Linked DNA regions of Homo sapiens: region 2 is linked to region 1. The links are chromatin contacts, found by Hi-C or POLR2A ChIA-PET in ENCODE. All regions are on one chromosome and are shown on one strand. Each heading gives the region's core, a stretch centred on a gene start or an enhancer-like site at or near the end of the contact. The rest is flanking DNA. Distances are from core to core; before and after follow the strand shown. Region 1 overlaps NLRC5 (NLR family CARD domain containing 5). Region 2 holds the start of PLLP (plasmolipin).

The links. Hi-C counts contacts between places; a loop is a spot of excess contacts on that map. ChIA-PET counts read pairs that join two places held with the same protein, here RNA polymerase II (POLR2A). Pooled maps may share reads with other maps.
Region 2: a pooled map shows a loop between it and region 1 (2.1-fold over the local background). The contact joins the promoter of PLLP here to the enhancer-like site in region 1. A Hi-C loop is called at or near these places in 1 of 50 pooled maps. POLR2A ChIA-PET finds 5 or more read pairs at or near these places in 3 of 52 experiments (Panc1, activated naive CD4-positive, alpha-beta T cell and naive thymus-derived CD8-positive, alpha-beta T cell).

What each region holds. Positions count from the first base shown.
Region 1 is chr16:57,012,049-57,018,160 of GRCh38, reverse strand. NLRC5 (NLR family CARD domain containing 5) reads right to left here. Exons shown (of 49, transcript NM_001384950.1): 2 at 973-1,087. It also overlaps the pseudogene CFAP69P1. Among named protein-coding and RNA genes, the nearest start is that of NLRC5, 26 kb to the right of the region's middle. RefSeq lists enhancers at 3,123-3,172, 3,303-3,462, 3,503-3,552. Within about 2 kb of position 4,045, at least 16 of the 41 ENCODE cell types and tissues checked have a DNase peak (open chromatin) inside an H3K27ac peak, as active enhancers do.
Region 2 is chr16:57,283,172-57,288,822 of GRCh38, reverse strand. It overlaps PLLP (plasmolipin), which reads left to right and starts at 4,151. Exons shown (of 4, transcript NM_015993.3): 1 at 4,151-4,417. The coding sequence starts at 4,283. RefSeq lists silencers at 1,496-1,708, 3,958-4,367 and an enhancer at 4,412-5,073.

The DNA.
Region 1 (6,112 bases), core at 2,796-5,295:
CCAGGGCAGCATGGCACCAGATGGAAGTAAGTAGTGCCTGGATGGTGTGATTTCTGGTGATGTTTCTCATCCTCAAATTTCTCCTCCAGCCAGTCTAACACAATACCTTTGTTTCCATCATTAGTGTTCTATCCCCTTAGGATATGACACAAATCTCTTTAAGGCTAACCATCCTCAGGAGAAAAAGCACATGGCATCATTATCAGTCATTGAGATTTCCATGGGGAATAATCTTGGAGACAGAGGACGATGGTTGAAAGATCCATGGCCCAGCTCTGTTACTAATTCTCTGTGGTAGGCATTAGGGCTGTTCACAGATACTCTTTCTCCTCTTTCTAGGCCTTTGGTGGGATTACACTTCTCTGCCTCCTTGAAATTGGGCACAGCCATGAAACTTGCTTTGGTCAATGAAACATGCTAAAAAAGACTCATGTCATGCCTGTAGTTGTTTTAAGAACCAAGGTGTAATTGACAGTACTTTTTCTTTTTTTCTACTCCAGGGACCAGAAATATTGCAAATCATGGCTACCCTGTTAGCCTGAGTGTGGGAGACAGGATGATGTGGAGGAGCAATCCCAGTCAATCCACACGAGACAGGAAGCAAGAGCAGGAAATAAACTTTTGTTGCCATGAGTCACTGGGACTTTGGAGGGTGCATGTACTACAGTGTAACCTGGCCTATCCTAGCTGATACACTCATAGTGTGACCTTGAGCAAGCCTTTTTCCTATATAAGCCTCAGTCATACCATCTCTAAAATGGGTAGATTAGATGCTGTCTCAAAACTCTTCCTGATTTTCTGTGTCTGATCATTACATTCTCATGCTGAATGATGGTCAAGGGCAGGTTTGTTGTGTTGGGGGCAGCCCAGTAAGGCAGATTTGGGTAGGGACCAGTCTTGGCAGTAGGAGAAAAGTGACGAAGTAGATAGGAGGGGAAAAGAGGAGGTGAAGGGGAGAGAAAAATCACCTACTTGGTCTCCTCGTTCATGATAGGTGCTCTAGGGTCCCCACGGAGAGGGTCTCATGGGTGTCTGGGCTATGTGTGCCTTGAGCTGGATTGACAGGTTGTTTCCATAGTGCAGACTCCTAAGGGGAGAGAAGACAGGGAGTTTTCCCCACTATTCCAGACTCCAAAAGGAATGCTGTAAACCAGGCACCAGCCCTTGCCCCTGCCTGCCGGAGACACATCTGAGAACATTGGCTCCAGACACAGTCCCCCCAACTCCATCCGCTAGACCTTGTTCTTCCCCGACTGCAGCTCCTTGTGTCCCTGGGTTTACGCAGCCTAACCCTCCTTGATGTCACCTCCTGCCACACCTGGCTCAGAGGATGCCCCTCTTCCTCCTCCAATTCAGATATGCACCTTACAATGTCCTTTGGCATCACAATGAGCCCTGCAAGTCAGCAAAGTTATTACTGCTCATTTATTCAGATGAAAATGAAATAATCCTTACTGCAGATGCCAACTTTTGCCCCCAATATAAAACCCCAAAAAGGTTAGGATTTGCAATCTTCTTCCTATTTAGTTAGTTTTTTAAACAATTGAGAGTAAACATTCTTCTTAAAGAGAAGACCTGGAGGCATTGATAGCTGCTCACAGAAAGCACAATAAAAAGATGAGCTGGCACAAACTCCCACACCACGCAACAGAGATCTTCCTACGAACAAAGAAGAGAACAGGTAGCTACAGAGTACATGGAGGAAATGAAGAGAGGCGGAAGATCAGCGTGTGCTCTGATTGTGTCTCTGTGAAATACGGGGAATGTAACTCAGAGTTCCATGACTTTAGACAAATCCACGTAAATAGGGCACATTCTGACATAATGGAGGTGGTATGTAGTATGGTAATTAGAAATAAGAAAGGAAAAGAGAGATCTTTTGAAGAGGTCCTGGGGGACTAATAACATATGTCTATATTTCTCTTTCTCTCTCTTTCTTTTTTCTTGAGATGGAGTCTTGCTCTGTTGCCCAGGCTGGAGTGCAATGGCATGTTCTCAGCTCACTGCAACCTCCACCTCCTAGGTTCAAGCAAGTCTCATGCCTCAGCCTCCCGAGTAGCTGGGATTACAGGCATGTGCCACCACGTCTGGCTAATTCTAGTATTTTTAGTAGAGACTAGGTTTCACCATGTTGGCCAGGCTGGTCTTGAACTCCTGACTTCAAGTGATCTGCCTGCCTCAGCCTCTTTAAGTGCTTCTTTTCTTTTCTTTCTTTTTTTTTTTTTTTTTTTTTTTGAGATGGAGTTTCATTCTTGTTGCCCAGGCTGGAGTGCAATGGCATGATCTCGGCTCACCACAACCTCCACCTTCTGGTTCAAGCAATTCTCTTGCCTCAGCCTCCCAAGTAGTGGGATTACAGGCATGTGCCACTACACCCGGCTAATTTTGTATTTTTAGTAGAGAAGGGGTTTCTCCATGTTGGTCAGGCTGGTCTTGAACTCCCGACTTCAGGTGATCTGCCCGCCTCGGCCTCCCAAAGTGCTGGGATTATAGGCATGAGCCACTGTGCCCAGCCTCTTTCCTTTATTTATTTATTTATTTATTTATTTATTTATTTATTTATTTATTTTTTTAAGAGACAGGGTCTTTCTATGTTGCCCAGGCTGGATTCAAACTCCTAGGTTCATGTGATCCTTTTGCCTTAGCCTCCTGAGTAGCTGGGACTGCAGGCATGGGTCACCACAGCCAGCTAAATGATATTTTAAAAAACATTATCACACTGTAACAGGAGAAATAAAGAGAGGCTTTAGCAAATTGAGATAAAAACTTGCCGTGGACTGAATGTTTGTGTCCCACCTCCCCCACCAATTCACCTGGTGAAGCCTAAATACCCAGTGTGATGGTATTTGGAAGTGGGACCTTTGCGAAGTGATTAGGTCAAGAGGGTGGACCCCTTATGATGGGATTACTGCCCTCACAAGAAGAGGCTGGAGGCCGGGTGCGGTGGTTCACGCCTGTAATCCCAGCACTTTGGGAGGCCAAGGTAGGTAGATCACTTGAGGTCAGGAGTCTAAAACCAGTCTGGCCAACATGATGAAACCCCATCTCTAATAAAAACATAAAAATTAGTCAGGCATGGTGGCAGGCACCTGTAGTCCCAGCTACTCAGGAGGCTGAGGCAGGAGAATCACTTGAAGCCAGGAGGCAGAGGTTGCATTGAGCCAAGATCATGCCACCGCACTCCAGTCTGGGCAACAGAGCAAGACTCCATCTCAAACAAACAAAAAAAAAAAGGAAAAAGGAAGAGGCTGGAGAGCGCTTGCCCTTTCTTTTTGCTCTCTGCCCTGTGAGGACACAATGAGAAGGTGCCGTCTGCAAACCAGGAAGCGCATCCTCTCCAGACACCAGGCCTGCTGGCTCCCTGATTGGGGACTTCCCGGCTTTCAGAACGTGAGAAACAAGTTTCTGTTGTTTAAGCCACCCAGTCTACAGTGTTTCATTATAACAGCCCAAACTGACTAAGACATACTTGCCTTCGACCACAGAAAGTGAAAGAAAATAAAACCCACTCTAAGTTAACAGGCAGATAAAAAACAACAGCACTTTATGTACAACAGGATACTTTAACAGAACTTGGTAAAATTATATTAGCAGTCATTTAGAGAAAAGAGGCAGTATTTATATGCCTTAAATATTTCATAATAAAACCGCTGAAGTTACTTTTAAGTCTAATCTTAAGTTAGAATTAGATATAAAGAAACGAATAAAGGCAATTCTATCAAAAGGCTATTTGTTGGGAGGATCAGACAATAGCAAAAAAGCTTCCAAACATAATAAAATATATAACAAGGTGACCATCATTCAAACTTTAAGATTCTTGGATTAAAAATGGAAAAAAATTGGCCAAAGGGATGGAATAGAGTCCAAGTGAGCCTCACACTCATTTAAAATACACTATTTAATCCATGATATTGAAAGAAAAAAGGGGGGAAATAAGTGGTGTTAAAATACATAGCAATATGCTGTCTCTTTCCTGCCACCATGAAGAAGGTCTTTACTTCCCCTTTGCCTTCCATCATGATGATGTTTCCCAAGGCCTCCCTCGCCATGTGGAACTGGTGTTTTGAAGCCTGTGGACCTTAATGGTGTCATCAAACTTTTTGAAGAGACTGCTAAAGAAGGCTTAGAAGAAAAGCAACTTAAATCTGTCAAGAAACTGGTACAGTGTTATCAGAATGAACTTCCCTTAAGGGATTTAGTACAGACATTTGAAATTCTGAATCTGTGTGCAGTAAAAATTGAAAACCAGCCGCATTTTGTAGAATCTGCATATGATATCATAAAATAGTGTGGCTTGCCATTTTTGAAAAAGAAAGTATCGGATGAAATAACTTATGCTGGAGATACTGCTAGTTCAGTTGCGCTTCTGGGTGACTTAATGAAAATACCAAGTTCTGAATTGAGGATAAAAAATTGTAAACGTATTGTTGACTTTTATCAGGCACAACCACCAAAGGAGCATATTCCAGGTTACCAGCAAGTGAGTTCATCATACAAGATTCAAATGGCTGAAGTTGGAGGATTGGCAAAAACAATGGCCCAGTTAATGACCTTGCTTGAAAATCAACTTGTTGAGAAACTTTGGGTACTTAAAATTCTGCAGCATCTCTCGACTTCTGAAGTTAATTGTACTGTAATGATGAAAGCACAAGCAGCCAATGGAATCTGTGCTCACCTCAATGACTCAGATTTCTCTGGACAGCTTTTATTTCCTTCATCAGAAACACTTTGGAACTTATCAGAAAAAATCTTCAAAATAAGAAATTGTTCAACAGCTTAGTAACTTGGAATGTTTACTGACTTTGAAGGAAGTATTTTAAAATCTATGAGAGGTTTTAGTCATTATGACCGTCAGCTTAGAAATGACATATTAGTGATCACTACAGTTATAGCTCAAAATCCTGGAGTGCCAAAGATTGAATGTGGCTTTACCAAGGATTTGATACTGTTCGCAACCTTTAATGAAGTTAGAAGTCAATCCCTTTGGTAAAGGACTTAAATTTTCTAAATCCTATGAAGATTTTGAGTTGAATAAATTACTATTCACTATAATTGTGATCTTATGTAAAGATTTAAATACTATACAGGTAAAGAGTAATCAAGGCAAGAAAATTAACAAAAATTGTATCACTTTGTAGTATAAAAATATACATATGGCAATATGAGTGTTTTAAATTTAAAGAATTATTTTTAACTAAGCAATTAAATTAAAAATTTCTGCATGGAAATGAAAAACACAGCCACATAGCATTTCACACCCACATAGAATGGCTGTAATGAAAAAGACACATGTTGATGAGGATGTAAAGAAACAGGACACCGTATATATTGCCGGTGGGAATGTAAAATGGTCCAGCCACTCTGAAAAACAGTTTGGCAGTTTTGGCAGTTCCTTAGAACAGCAGTCCCCAGACTTTTTGGCCTAGGGACTGATTTCATGAGAGATCATTTTTTCCCCGGACGGGGGTTGGGGTTGGGGGATGGATTCGGGATGATTCAAGCTCATTACATTTATCATTAGATTCTCATCAGAAACTCGCAACCTAGATCCCTCACATGCGCATTTCACAACTGGGTTTGTGCTCCTATGAGAATCTAATGGCACCGCTGATCCGACAGGAGGCAGAGCTCAGGCAGTAATACTCGCCCGATGGCCGCTCACCACCTGCTGTGCGGCCCAGTTCCTAACAGGCCATGAACCGACACTGATCTGTAGCCTGGGGGTTGGGGACCCCTGCCTTAGAATGTAAAACAATAGAATTACCATCTAATCCAGCAATTCCACGCCTAGGTCTATTCCAAGAGAAATGAAAATATACATCTACACAAAAACTTGTATATGAATGTTTGTACCAGCATTATCCATAACAGTCAAAAAGTGAAATCAACCCAAATACCCAAAAGCTCATGAATGGAGAAACAAACTGTGACATATCTATACAATGGAATATTATTCAACATAAAAAGGAACCAAGTTTATGCCATGTGAAAAAAGATCACTAAAGATCACGTATTGTATGATTCTATTTATGTAAAACATCCAGAAAAGGCAAATCTATTGAAACAGCAAGTAGATTACTGGTTGCCTGGGCCTGGGAGCAGAAATAGGAAT
Region 2 (5,651 bases), core at 2,902-5,401, 270 kb before region 1:
CAAACAGAACAGATCCTAATTCTTGGAACCTGTCCATTTTACCTTATAAAGTAAAAAGGTCTTTACAGATTAAGTGACTAAATTAAGATTCTTTTTCTTTTTTTTTCCTTTTGAAACAGGGTCTTGCTCTGTCACCCAGGCTGGAGTGCAGAGGCAAAAACATGGTTCACTGTAACCTCAACCTCCTGGGGCTTAAGCAATCCTCCCACCTCAGCCTCCTAAGTAGCTGGAACCACAGGTGTGCACCGCCACGCCCGGCCAATTTTTTTTTTTTTTTTAGAGACAGGGGTATTTGCTGTGTTGCCCAGGCTGGTCTCAAACTCCTGAGCCAAACCCATCCTCCTGCCTTGGCCTCCCAAAGTGCTAGGTTTACAGGCATGAGCCACTGCGCCCAGCCTCAAATTAAGATTCTTTATTTGAGGAAAACTATTCTGGAGTATCTGGGTGGCCCTAACACAATCACAAGTGTCCTTATAAGAGAGGCAGAGAGAGATGTTATACATACAGAAAAGGAGGAGGCCATGTGACGTAGGAGGCAGAGACAGGGTTGATGCAGTCATAAGTTGAGGAATGCCAGCAGGCCCCACCAGGGTTGGAAGAACAAGGATGGGATTCTCCTCTAGACTCTGCAAAGGGAGCATGACCCTCAGGACACCTGATTTTGGCTCTTCCCAAATTTTGGAAGATTTTGGCTCAGTGAAACTGATTTCAGACTTCTGGCCTCCAGGACTACAGGAGAGTAAATTTCTGGGTTTTCTTTTCTTTTTTTTTTTTTGAGACCGTGTTTCACTCTTGTTGCCCAAGCTAGAGTGCAATGGCTCAATCTCAGCTAACTGCAACCTCCGCCTCCCGGGTTCAAGTGATTCTCCTGCCTCAGCCTCCTGAGTAGCTGGGATTACAGGCGTGTACTACCACGCCCAGCTATTTTTTTGTATTTTTAGTAGAAACAGGGTTTCGCCATGTTGGCCAGGCTGATCTGGAACTCCTGACCTCAGGTGATCCACCTGCCAAAGTGCTGGGATTACAGCCGTGAGCCACCGTGCCTGGCCAAATTTCTGTTGTTTTAAGTCACCAAGTTAGAGCAGCCACAGGGCACTAATACAGTCCTCTAAATAGCCTGTGTGATCCGGCCCTGGCCCGTGTTGCCAATCTCACCCTTACTCACTTGGCTCTAGCCCTACCAAGGACCTTTTTCTGTTCTCAAAACTGGTCCAGCCTCAGGGCTCCTGCACTTATTAAATTCTTCCCCCAGAATTCCCAAGGCTAGCCCCTACTCATGATTTGGGTCTCTGCATAAATGTCACCTCTTCCCACAGGTCTTCCTTGACCACCTTAACCCAGAAATCACCTGTGGGTGACTCTGTGTCACATTCCCCCATTTTACTTTAGTCACAGCGTTTGTCACTATCTGAAAGTATTATTCCTCCCGGGTTTATTACTTCTCATCCCCACCAGACAGTGGGATCCAACGACTGAAATCCTATCATTTGTGGCAACACAGATGAACCTGGAGGACATCATGTGAGTGAAATAAGCCAGGCATAGAAAGACAAACACCACGTGGTCTCTCTCATATGTGGAATGAAATAAAGAAGTTGATCTCGGCCAGGTGCAGTGGCTCACGCCTGTAATCCCAGCACTTTGGGAGGCCAAGACAGGTGGATCACCTGATTTCAGGAGTTTGATACCAGCCTGGCCAACATGGTGAAACCTTGTCTCTACTAAAATTACAAAAAATTAGCTTAGCGTGCTGGCGGGCGCCTGTAATCCGAGCTACTCAGGCAAGAGAATTGCTTGAACCTGGGAGGCGGAGGTTGCAGTGAGCCGAGGTCGCGCCATTGCACTCCAGACTGGGCAACAAGAGCAAAACGCCATCTCAAATAAATAAATAAATAAATTGATCTCATAGTAGAGTAGAATAGTGGTTACAGGAGGCTGGGGTGTAGTGGGAGGATACAAAGAGGTTGGTTAACAGGTACAAAGTTACAGTTAGGGCTGGGCATGGTGGCTCACACCTGTAATTCCAGCACTTTGAAAGGCCAAGGCGGGTGGATCGCTTGAGGCCAGGAGTGCGAAACCAGTCTGGGCAACATGGAGAGACCCCATCTCTACAAAAAAATTTAAAAAAATTAGTCAGGGCTGGGCCCAGTGGCTGATGCCTGTAATCCCAGCCCTTTGGGAGGCCAAGGTGGGCGGATCACAAGACCAGCCTGGCCAACATGGTGAAACCCAGTCTCTATTACAGATACAAAAAATTAGCTGGGCATGGTGGCTCGAGCCTGTAATTCCAGCAAGACTCCATCTCAAAAAAAAAAAAAAATTAGTTGGGCATGGTGGCGTGCACCTGTAGTCCTAGCTACTAGGGAGGCTGAGGTGAGAAGATCACTTGAGCCTAGGGGTTGGAGGCTGCAGTAGGCTATGATCATGCCACTGCCCTCCAGCCTGGGTGACAGAGTGGGACCTCGCCTCAAAATAAATAAAAGTAAAAAGAAAAAAATACCAATATTGTACATTTCTTTTCTTTTTTTGTTTTTGTTTTTAGATGGAGTCTGGCTCTGTCACCCAGGCTGGAGTGCAGTGGCATGATTTCAGCTCACTGCAACCTCTGCCTCCCTGGGTTCGAGTGATTCTCCTGTCTCAGCCTCCTGTGTAGCTGGGACTACAGGCACCCACCATCATGCCTGGCTAATTTTTTTGTATTTTTGTAGAGACAGGGTTTTGCCATGTTGACCAGGCTGGTCTCAAACTCATGACCTCTGGTGATCTGCCTGCCTTGGCCTCCCAAAGTGCTGGGATTATAGGCGTGAGCCACAGCGCCTGGCCCTAATATTGTATATTTCAAAATATGGTAGCTAGAAGTGGGGATTTTGAATGTTCTCACCCCAAAGAAGCCATAAATGTATGAGGTGATGGATATGCTAAGTACCTTGATTTGATTTTTTTACACAACGTACACAGGTACCAAAACATCACATGGTACCCCATATTTAGGTACAATTATAGGTTGCCGAAAAAGTAATTGCGGTTTTTGCTATACTTTTATATGCAAAAACCGTATAACTTTTGCACCAACCTAATATTACATGTCAGTTAAAAACAATTTTTTAAGTGGCTCTCTTTTTAAGTGGGTATTTGGGAAAAAAAAAATGTGGGAGCCAAGAAGGCCTTGTCTACTTCGTTTCCTGCTGTATCCACAGGGCCTGGCATGTAGTAGGTGTTCAGCAAACATTGGTTGATGAATGCATGATGACCTATCTGTGCAAACCTCTAGGCTCAAGAGGTGTGTGTGTGTGTGTAAGTATTTTAGGGTGCATGTGTGGCAATGAAACTGTATATGACCTCCCATCTTCTGAGTGACCCCTCCTCCCTCACGCTGTCAGGAGCTTTCTGGGGAATATTTCATTTATTCCCTACAACGCTCTGTGAGGCAGGTTTCCTTCGTATCTATATGACAGACGAGGAAACTGAGGCTCCGCGATCATCTAAGTTATATAAAATATGTTCAGAAGTGAAAACAGCATTAATAGGCAGAAAAGGACCTCCCCCTTCTACCGCTTACCCACCGCTTACCCAGACCCTCCCCTTCCCCGCGCTGGGTCTCCCAGGATTCTTCTTTACTTTCTTTTCTATAAAATACAGACGGGGGGAGGGGGGGCGTCTCACTGTGTTACCCAGGCTGGTCTCGAACTCTTGGCCTGAAATTATCCTTTCACCTTAGCCTCCCAAAGTGCTGCGATCAGAGGCAGGAGCCACCGCATCCAGCCTTCTCCCGGGACTCTTCAAGAGTCGCTGCGCCGGGGCCTAGGCCGAGGGTGCACAGCGCGTAGAAAGCGCCTGGGAGAGCGGTGTCCCCCGCGAGCTACCACAAGTTTATCCCTAGGCGCGGAAGCTACCACGGCCTGGGCGAGAGCCGGGAAATTCCCAGCGGGCGGCTTGCCCCGGGGGAGGCCGGCGAAGCGGTCTAGGCTGGTGCTGGCGGAGCCGATTCACGGACCCGGGGTTGTTTACTGGTCCGGGGAGTGGACGCGGCTGCCCACGAACCGGTCGCGGCTGGGGCGGCGGCGGCGAGCAAAGGGTTAAGGGGGCGGCCCCGGCGGCGGGGGCGGAGCCGGGATCTCGGCCGCACCTGGCGCCCCAGGCTCCCAGCCCCGACGCCTCCTGCAGCGCCTGGAGCCACACAGGGATCCGGAGCCTGGGGGAAAAGCGGCGCGGGAGCCGGCACCCACCGCTGGAGGGGCGGCGACGGCGGCCGTAGCGACCTCGGGAGGCAAGCGGAGCCGCCATGGCCGAGTTCCCGTCGAAAGTTAGCACGCGGACCAGCAGTCCTGCGCAGGGCGCCGAAGCCTCGGTGTCGGCGCTGCGCCCGGACCTGGGCTTCGTGCGCTCCCGCCTCGGGGCGCTCATGCTGCTGCAGCTGGTGAGAGCACGCGCGGGCCCACGGGGTTGGCCGGGGGCTCCCGGTCCGGCCAGGATGGGTGAGGGACTCCGGCGCTGCGTTCATTTTTCGCGAACCTTGCGCTCCCCACCCGGGCTCACACTGTCACCGACGCGCTGCGCGTACCCCTAGGGCGCTTCCCGCACGGACGCCCCCAAGATCGCCCTGCATCCCTCTCACCACGACACTACCCCGTGGCCGTCGCTGCGAGCGTGAGCACCCTGCACCGTGTACAGAGTGCCCACTGCCCGTGCCCCATCGTGCCCCCTCCAAGGTGGTTACCAGCGGCCACAGAAGCCCCCACCGGAGCCACAGTCACTGCGCACAACCCGCCAACCCTTCCCAGCCCTCCCTTCCCTCCTCTCTCTTTTTCACCCCTCTTTCTGCCCGGACAGTGCCCCCAGCCCTCTAGGGAACCCAGTCTGAGGCAAAGTCCACTCTCTGACCACCTTCTGTCCCGCTCCCAGCGGCTCCGGGTGGCCGCACCCATGAACATTCCTCATCTAATCTAGAGGGCACATCCGACTCCCCAACACGCACACTCAGGCACTACCCTGTGGGCGCCCGCGCGGGAGCCGGGCTCTTCTAGCTTTCTCTGGGTGACCCGCCAGGTTTCAGCCGGTTTAGCCAGCCCCACGGGACCGAGATATCGCTGGAGGGAGGGGTTTGTGGGTAGCCAGGGGCAAGACTCCTACTCTCTCCCAGACCCCTGTACAGACCCCAACTGAGGCGGACCCATGGGAACATCCTCCACTCCCACACCAGCCACAGGCCCGGATGTTAGCTTCTTCCTCTGCCACCCTTTCGTGAGGGTCTGGAAGCTGGGTGGGTGCCCTGGGTGGGTGAGGGCCTGATACATTTTCAGAGGACTCAGGTGGAATTGGAGTTGGGCCAGGACCTGTATTTCTTAGCAATCCAGCGAGTGGACATTTCCCATTGTCTCCTATTGCTGGGTGCTAGCGCTGCTGCGAGGCCCAAGCTAGAGGGCAGGGTGGTTGCTTTGGTGCCAGACCCTGGGCTGAGGTCCAGTCTCCCTTCCCTGACCTCTCCAGGTGCGGGCCCACCTCTACCTGGGTCAGTGCTATCTCATTTCAGGATTTCTCAGATCTCTGTGGGCCCCCTCCCCAACCTCTGAATCTCCTGGCGGGTTTGTTTAAAATTTAGATTATTGGACTCCACCCCCGGAAAAAAATGTGCAATCGGAATTTGAATCTCA